2 separate regions of the Homo sapiens genome follow, and region 2 is linked to region 1. A link is a loop called in an ENCODE intact Hi-C map of the cell type or tissue named here. Cell type or tissue: CD4-positive, alpha-beta T cell. All regions are shown on one strand. Links, peaks and the distances in the headings refer to the core of each region. The heading gives the core; the rest is flanking DNA.

The links. A loop is a pair of places that touch in the nucleus more often than their neighbours do. Peaks named below come from ENCODE experiments on the same cell type or tissue, not always from the same donor. Only the 100,000 strongest peaks of a DNase experiment are listed, where the experiment ranks them.
Region 2: a loop joins it to region 1, with 12 times the contacts of the local background. A loop is called at or near these places in 2 of 110 quality-filtered maps.

What each region holds. Positions count from the first base shown.
Region 1 is chrX:100,818,454-100,822,947 of GRCh38, reverse strand. CSTF2 (cleavage stimulation factor subunit 2) reads right to left here and starts at 2,557. Exons shown (of 14, transcript NM_001325.3): 1 at 2,474-2,557; 2 at 1,343-1,421; 3 at 528-697. The coding sequence starts at 2,531. It overlaps LOC124900498 (small nucleolar RNA SNORA9), which reads left to right and starts at 196; the gene lies at 196-328. RefSeq lists enhancers at 2,326-2,485, 2,766-2,815, 2,826-2,885. In CD4-positive, alpha-beta T cell, for the core only: no CTCF peak of the experiment used is centred there; DNase peaks (open chromatin) are centred at 2,607 and 2,877; H3K4me3 peaks cover 1,755 bases; H3K27ac peaks cover 1,283 bases.
Region 2 is chrX:101,797,570-101,802,063 of GRCh38, reverse strand. No RefSeq gene overlaps it. Among named protein-coding and RNA genes, the nearest start is that of ZMAT1, 130 kb to the left of the region's middle. In CD4-positive, alpha-beta T cell, for the core only: a CTCF peak has its summit at 2,583 (motif pointing right); a DNase peak (open chromatin) is centred at 2,513.

The DNA of each region.
Region 1 (4,494 bases), core at 138-4,137:
GACTAATGCCACAGTTAGTACTACTAATGGCTTGATGAATTTGAATTCATCTTTAACTGGAAATAACTCCTTAGCAATGGAAATTCTTTTTTTTTTTTTTTTTTTTGAGACAGAGTCTCACTCTGTCGCCCAGGCTGGAGCAACTGAAGAATTTCTAATGTCAACTTTATCTGTTTCTTAAAGATATACACTTACTAGCAAGCCTCCAGCATGCTTAGGTCTGCAGTGACCCTATGCATCCCTACAGTGCTTGCCAGAACAGTTTTGAAACGGTTTGAGGCCTTGCCCTGCTCCATCCAGAGCAAGGGTATAGAAATTTCAGACAATTACTTGAAAAAAAATTTATAAAAAGTTTTTAAAAAGATATATATAATACTTGCCTAACTCAGGCACATCAGGTCAGTCAAGTAATAAACAAGCTGCGTGGCTAACCATTTCAGCATATTCTAAAACATATCAGAAATGGAAAATCTTCATTGTTACATCTTTACTAACTCATACTGCATCCAAGTTGGATTTGTACTCACTCTTCAGCTCTTCTTTGTTCTTTTCACTGGCAGCATTGTCCACTCGAAGTGCTCTCCCACTGAATTCGCGCCCATTCAGGTTCCGCATGGCACTAAGTGCTGTCTCTTGGTCTTGGTATTCACAGAAGCCATAACCCTTTGGCTTTCCTGTCTCTCTATCGTATACCAATCTGGAGAGCAGAACCAAGTGTCAGGAACAAATGTTACACACATACAGGGTTCCTGCTAACATTGCCATGCTTTAATTGGGCCCACTGTAACATAAATAACCTTATATCTCTGACAGCCTCACAGAAATATTTTTTAAAACTTTTTTTTTTTTTTTCCTGAGATGGAGTCTTGCTCTGTTGCCCAGGCTGGAGTGCAGTGGCATGATCTTGGCTCACTGCTATCTCTGCCTCCCGGGTTCAAGCAATTCTCCTGTCTCAGCCTCCTGAGTAGCTGGGACTACAGGCATGGGCCACCACGGCGGCTAATTTTTGTATTTTTAGTAGAGACAAGGTTTCACCACATTGGTCAGGCTGGTCTCGAACTCCTGACCCCAGGTGATCCGCCTGCCTCGGCCTCCCAAAGTGCTGGGATTACAGGCTTGAGTCACTATGCCCTGCCTAAAAAACATTTTTAACGAAAAAAACATATTTTAGGTAAGAATAAATGTCAATTGTATAGTGTATCAATTATATCTCAATAAAGCTGTTACAAGAACAAAATGTATGTGAAAAGTCACCAGTAAAGAAAACCTGCCATTATTACTAAGAGCCAAATCTGTGGTGATTTTTAAGAAGCTCCCACCATGAAGGAAAAGGGGATCTCACCTGAAACTAACAACAGGTCCAACCTCAGAAAAGATGTCCTTCAACTGCTCTTCAGTAGCTTCATAAGGAATGTTCCCCACTAAGGAAGAAAATAGGTAACATTAAAATTCTGAGTTTATAACATAGATCTTTAGTGAGAAAGTAAACTTATATCATCAAATATAAGACTCAAAATAGTGTTCTCCAATCCCAATTCCATTGTATTTCTTCAGACCTCTTAACAAAGGAAATATACCACTGAAACTAAATACAAAATGTGTAGGTACTCTCAAATGTTAGTTCTCAGACTGATCTGACACGTGTTAGATTTTCCTTAACTTTGGTGCAAATAAATACTTTGGCACTGGTATTTACCTAAAGATCTGCAAGTCTCATCAGTGACTACAAAAAATATCAATGTTATTTAATATAATTTTTAAAACAGGTTCCTATGTATTTCCACACATACAACATTTAAGGGAGAATGACGATGAATGTAGTGAAAGATGTTTAAAAAGTATTCTGAACTACTTTGTCATGTCCCTTTCAAATGGTACTCTAAAATAATCACACGTATTTTTAAAAACAACTTATTTCAGCCAAAAAGATAATTCAGAATCGTTTCGATCCTTTTTAAAATTCCTCTGAGGAGATCTTAATAGTTCATTCATTCATTCACTTACAAGCCATCTCAGGACACCAGGTGGCCGCTACCACTATTGATGCACTAAAATGTTACAGATAAAAAGCAAAGGATGAAAGTCCTTAGGAGAGGACAGTAAGTGGACACTAGGATCTATACCCTCAGCATATAGTCTGTATTCTGGGGCAGAGGATGAGAAGTAGTACGGGACAGTGAGGAGCTGTTACCGTGAGCCTTCTCCTCTAGAGAATAATTGAAGCTCATGAAAGGAGAAACGCACAGAAGCTGAACGCTAGTCTAACTTCCCCACTGATATTGCGGAAAGCCTACGAGACCTCGGCAGAATGGGAATATCTCTTTGCTCATGAGTCCACCAGGTTGGACGCCCTACAGGATAAGCAGGGAGAACTGCACGTCCGAACCGTCAGCGGCTCCGGTAGCGATTCATGAGATAGAAGGTGCAGAGGGGAGTCCCTCCCCGAAGCTTGACTACAACGAATTCCTCTCACCGAACACAGAACGTAGAGAACGATCCACCGCTGGGTCTCTCACAGTCAAACCCGCCATAGCTCTGTTGAGTCGGCTTCCGGTGCGCCAAAGCACACTTCCGTACGGAGCACAAGCCCAGCGCTGAGCACGCTTCCGTACGGCGCGTGAGCCGGAAGGGCCTGGGCGGAACGGACGCAGAGCCCCTCCCCTGGAGACATTCTGTTAGCCGCAGGCGCGAGTTGCGTCCACCGGAGGGCTATATTCTCACTCCTGAGATTAACTCTGTTCCGAGCCAGATGCAGGCGAGTCCAGGCTAATTTGAAGGGTTTCAGCCTGCAGACTTCCTTCTTATTAATTTTCTCTTAGGTTGATGCAAGTACTCCTCAACCACAATAAAGGCGCAGCGGCTTTACCATGGTAACAGGGAAGTCCTTTGCTGACAACTGTGGGGCTTGCATTTTAGTTCCGCCCTATCAAGGGAGGGAAATGCTTGGGCCCGTCCCAGCAGCGTGCATATTATTTGCTAAACCTGTTCGTGTGTGGAGTGAGATGAGGAAAGGGCATGCCAGCCGAGAGAAGCATAGTTAAAGAAATGGGAGAGGTAAAGGGAGAACAGACCTCTGTCCTCGTGTAGTCCGTGGGTTCCATGTGCTTCGTGGTGGGGCGGTGCGGCAGGGGATTCTGGCAGGCAGAGTATCGGAAACAGAAAACGTCATTCATCGGTTTTTCCACACTTTGGTGCCCACGCGCCTGGGATATGGCATGCAGGGCAGGTCGTTGTATCATCCCGGAAAGGCAGACCCTGCCGGGGTTGGAGGAAATCCAGGGGGCACCTCAGGAGGACAGGGTTAGGGGATAAGCAAAGGAAGGAGCCAAGAGCGCTACCTTTGAGGGACTTGTCCGAAAAAGGAAGACGGTAAAATAGCCACGGAATTGGAGGCATGGACGTTTTTATTAATTCCACATGTATTAAAAGTATATGGGCCGGGCGCGGTGGCTCATGCCTGTAATGCCAACACTTTGGGAGGCCGAGGCGGGCGCATCACCTGAGGTCGGGAGTTGGAGACCAGCCTGGCCAACATGGAGAACCCCTTTTCTACTAAAAATACAAAATTAGCCGGGCGTGGTGGCGCATGCCTGTAATCCCAGCTGCTCAGGAGGCTGAGGCCAGAGAATCGCTTGAACCCGGGAGATGGATGTTGCGGTGATCCGAGATCTGCCATTGCGCTCCAGCCTGGGCAACAAGAGCGAAACTCCATCTCCAAAATAAAAGTATATGAAATATGATAAATATTTAGAAAAAATTAATAAGTGCTAGTTTACACCATGAAGCATATCACTTTAAGAAGTAATTCTGGTAAAGATGGAAAGTTTGAGAAGAGTATACCCATTTCCATGACTCTAGAGTCCCATTTGCAATCACTGTGTGACCAAGAGGACACCTTGTGTAATGGAATGGTCCAAAAGGAGATTTACAGCTCTGTAGAAGGCACAGTTTCAAAGAGTTTTGGTGTGTCATTGTTCCGTTGTGGTGAACTTTTGCTAAATGCATGTACGGCTGAGTATATTTCTAACTCAGTGTTTGGCAAACTTACATAAACAAAAGATTAACCTGGGGTCTTTGAGTAAGAGTATAGATTCCTGGGGCTCCACCCCAGCCCTATGGAATGGGACTCCAGGGAAAGAACTTGGGAATCGTTATATTTAAACAAGTGCCACTGGCGATTCTTAGGGTCAGGTAATTTGAGTAGCATTGTAGTTATTGAGGTAGCTTTATGGCAGCATTTAAGACACGCATGCTTTCTTATGAAATTTCCCTTAAAGTAGTTCTCAAAGTTCTCAACCCTTGTGGAGGAGCATTTTTGGAAATGTACAGTGGCATTTTCAGTTGTTGCAATGACTACTGCTAGGGGAAGAGAAGCCAGAGATGATAAATGGACTGCCATGTCCAAGGCAGTTCTACAGGATGAACCCCTCCCCCCACTGAATGCCAATAATGTCTCTCCCCTTGAGAAACACTTAATATCAGCCATATTAGACC
Region 2 (4,494 bases), core at 190-4,189, 980 kb before region 1:
GCCACCGAACATGCCCAGAGTATACCCAGCAGCTTCTATTGTAGATGTGGGCTTCTACAATGCAATGTGGGTAAGAAATGATAGTTGTAAACTTTTCTGGTATTGTGCTGAACTTTGGCATGCCCACATGGGAAAATACTTAGACAACTCCCCTTAGTGATGATGTTTGTGGAGAAGAAATCCTGTCCTAGGCTAGGAGGCATGTTGATTGGCAGTTCCTGAAGTAGCGAATAAATCAGATGAAAGTACAAGTTTTAGACATTGGGAAAGTGACATGGAGGAAGGAAATTCTTGTTTATCAAAGCTTGAGTTACATCTAAGGAATTTTATATTGTATCTCTTCTAAATATGATAATAAATTCAAGGTAGGTAATAAGGATCGCTTACGAGAAATGAGGAAAGCCAAGACTTAAGAGGCTAAGTAAGTTACCCTTAGTGCCAAGTCTGTAAAACACAGGCCAGGGACTCTAAAACCCAAGCCTTTCTCACTATGATGTCTTCCTGGGCTTTGAATGGTTTCTATCTAAAATCTTCTCATAAAGTGGCAATCTTTACACTCCTGTGAATCTTAAAAACTTTTACAATGAACTGTATTGATTTCTTCATCATTAAAATCCATGAGATTTTAACATTTAAAGTTGCATTAAAAATTGGAGGGGAAATTATCCACATATACCTCAGAAACCACTTTACATGCCAGGAACTCTCTTTAACCAGAAGAGAAACAAATGAAAATTTAAAATCTCATAGAAAATTAGAGGAATGCAATTAAACTTATGAGAAGATATCCAATAGCAATGAATACACAACTAAAAATTCAGGTACCCTTATTCTCAGCTAGGGAAGGTAAATTGCATGACAAAGTTTGCAGTCATCCCATTTTCATGAAGAATATGTGTATATACATGCTGTCTGTTCAGGCTGCTATAACAAAATGCCACAGTCTGGGTGACTTAAATGACAGACATTTATTTCTGATAGTTCTGGAGGCTGGAAAGTCCAAGACCAAGTGTCAGTAGAGTCAGCGTCTGGTGATGGCTCTTTTCATGGCTTGTAGACAGCCACTTTCTTGCTGTTTGCTCACATTACCCTTGGTGCATACTCGTGAAGAAAGAAAGAGATCTCTCTCTCTCTTCCTCTGCTTATAAGGGCGTCAATCCCATCATGAGGGTCCCACTCTCATGGTCTAATCTAAACTTAATTGTACCCCAAAGGCCCCACCTCCAAATACTATCACCTTGGAAGCTAGGGCTTCAATGCGTAAATTTGGGAGGATAGAAACATTCATCTCATAACACATGTTCACACATTGTACATCTTTATGTATTTTGTACATACATATTTCCATATATATTCTCAGGAACATTTCTTTCTATGGAGAAAAAAAATCATCTGTTGAATATGCTCTGCACCATTAACAAAGGATACCTCAGCAGAGTGAAGGAGGTAGATACAGGATTGTTTCATTTCCACATTAGCATGTCTTTTGCTCAGTTTCTTTCAATTACAAACATATATTAGTTTTGTGATTTAGGAAAGTAATTGTTATAAATTTGTGAAAAAATAAAAACTTATTATAATCTAATCTCAGGAATTTATTTTGTATAAGTCTACTGACCTGGAAAGCAATTTGCACTTAGTAATATAAATAATGTAGTATAAAAAACAAGGAGATCCTGCCATTTGCCACAACAAGGATGGACCTGGAGGTCATTATACTAAATGAAATAAGCCAGACACAGAAAGACAAATATTGCACAGTCCCACTTATGTGTCAAATGTTTTTTAAAGGTCAAATATAGAGAGAGACAAGAAAATAGCGGTTACAAGGGTTAGGGTGGGAGAAGGAAATGGGGAGATGTATACATCAAAGATACAAAGCGCAAACATGTAGGATGAACAAATCAAAAGATCTAACGTCCAATATGAGGAATATAGTAAATAATAGTGTATTGCATTCGGATTTTTGCTAAATGAGTAGATTACAGCTGTTCTTGCCAAAAGAAGGAAAATAGGAAACTCCGTGAGATGATGATGGATATGTTAATCTGTTCCACTACAGTAACCATTTTACTATATGTATCTTATAACATCATGTTGTACATCTTACAATTTATAATGAAATTAATTTTTAAAAAGGAATTCATAGTTAACGGTGAGATTTTTTTAAAAGAGCAAATTACACATTGTATTTACAATATGATTGGCCCCCCCTTATTGTTGATAATACTGCCGTGTGCATAAGTACATGTTATAAATCAACTGTGTTTAAAAGGATATAACCCAAAATACAAAATACAGACACATGCACAAACATGCGCTGATATAGTTTATCAGAGACACTCACACTGGTGGCTTTCTCTTTATTTGAGACAGGGGTGGAACTTCCTGCCAAGAACTCAGAGAGCCAGGCAGCAATAGATTAAGCAGGAAGGGCTGCCTGTGCCATTCAAGCCTCCAGCAAGCCCTGTTTGGCGGGTCAGGCCAGAGGCCCCTCCCTCTCCAGATCCTTACAGAGCCTCCTCCCAGATATTCAGAGATGTAGTTCTGGCTTTGACCAGCAGGTGGCAATTATCTCTATAGTCCACATCTGCTGCGATGGAAAAGTAACAATTTTTGCAAAGAGAGACAAAGACAATATGAAATGAATAATACAAAATATATTTGAAAAATTCATGTGGAGAGAAAAAACTTGAATGTGTATTGCTGTTTTAGTTTTTGATAATGACTTCCAAAGCTGGGTCTCTCACAATTATTCTTCCATTCTGTACGTATTTTTGGGGGGGCTGGGCACTGCCAACTCAAGTCCATTTGTCCATCCCACTCTTTTCTTTGAAGCCCAGACTCTCATTTTCAACTGCCTGCAGGACATACTCATTTGGAGAAAGACGACTGCAATTTGTTTCTACATGTGTGGAGTGAGTGTGTGTTTCTCTAATGTTAAACTGAAGAGTAAAGAATAGGCAGGATAACTCATTAAATAATAAAAAGAAATGGCACAAATAACTTTTCCTCTTCCAAACTCCAAAGGAAAGCATATGCTACAAAAAGTAACACCAAAGCTCACAAGTTACATAAATACGTGTATATTGCATGTTTTCTGTGTATATTTTCAAATAATCCTTAATATAGTTATTCCATTCATTTTACATCAAAATCCCCCGTTGATGGAATGAAGAATTCTGGAACTAACATTTCTAATATCACTTAAAGAAGTGGCATGTTTCGGATGCTTTCTTTTTATTGTTTTTACCTTTTATTTTCAGTTCAGGGTACATGTTTAGGTTTCTTATATAGGAAAATTGCATGCATGTCGCTGTGGTTTGGTGTACAGATTATTTCATCATCCAGGTAATAAGCAGTGTATCCTCTATTAGTCCATTTTCACATTGCTATAAAGAACTTCCCTGAGACTATAATTTATAAAGGAATGACGTTTAATTGACTCACAGTTACACATGGCTGGTCAGGGGGGCCTCAGGAAACTTAAAATCATGGTGGAAGATGAAGGAGATGCAAGTACCTTCTTCACCAGGTGGCAGGAAAAGAGAGAGTGTGAAGGAGAAACTTCCAAACACTTATAAAATCATCAGATCTCGTGAGAACTCACTCACGATCATGAGAACAGCATGGGGGAAACCACCCCCCATGATCCAATCACCTCCGACCAGTTCCTCCCTCAACACCTGGGGATTACAAATCAAGATGAGATTTGGGTTGGAACACAAAGCCAAACCATATCATAACCGATAGGTAGTTTTTTATCCTCACCCTCTCCACACCCTCCACCCCCCAGTAGGCCCTGGTATCTGTTGTTCCTTTCTTTATATCCATATGTACTCCATGTATAGCTCCCACTTATAAGTGAGAACATGTGATATCCGGTTTTCTATTCCTGCATTAGTTTGCTTAGGATAATGACCTCCAGCTCCACCCATGTTGCTGCAAAGGACATGATCTCATTCTTCTTTACGATTGTGTAGTATTCCATGGTGTATATATACCACATTTTCTTTATCCAATCTACCATTGATGGGCATTTAAGTTGATTCCATGTCTTTGCTACTTTGAATAGTGCTTTGCTATTGTGAATGTGTCTTTATGGTAAAACGATTTACATTCTTTTGGGTATATACCCAATAATGGAATTGCTGGGTCAAATGCTAATTCTGTTTTAAGTTCTCTGAGAAATCCACAGTATTTCTACAGTGGCTGAATTAATTTACATTACCACTAGAAGTGTATAAGTTCATTTTTCTCTACAACCTTGTCAGCACCTTTCATTTTTCGACTTTTTAATAGCCATTCTGACTGGTGTGAGATGGTATCTCACTGTGGTTTTGATTTGCATTTTTCTAATGATTCACGATGTTGAGCTTTTTTGCATATACTTGTTGGCTGTGTGTATGTCTTCTTTCGAAAAGTGTTTGTTCACTTTACTATATGTCCTTTGCCCATTTTTGAATGGGATTAGTTGGTTTTTGATTATTGGTT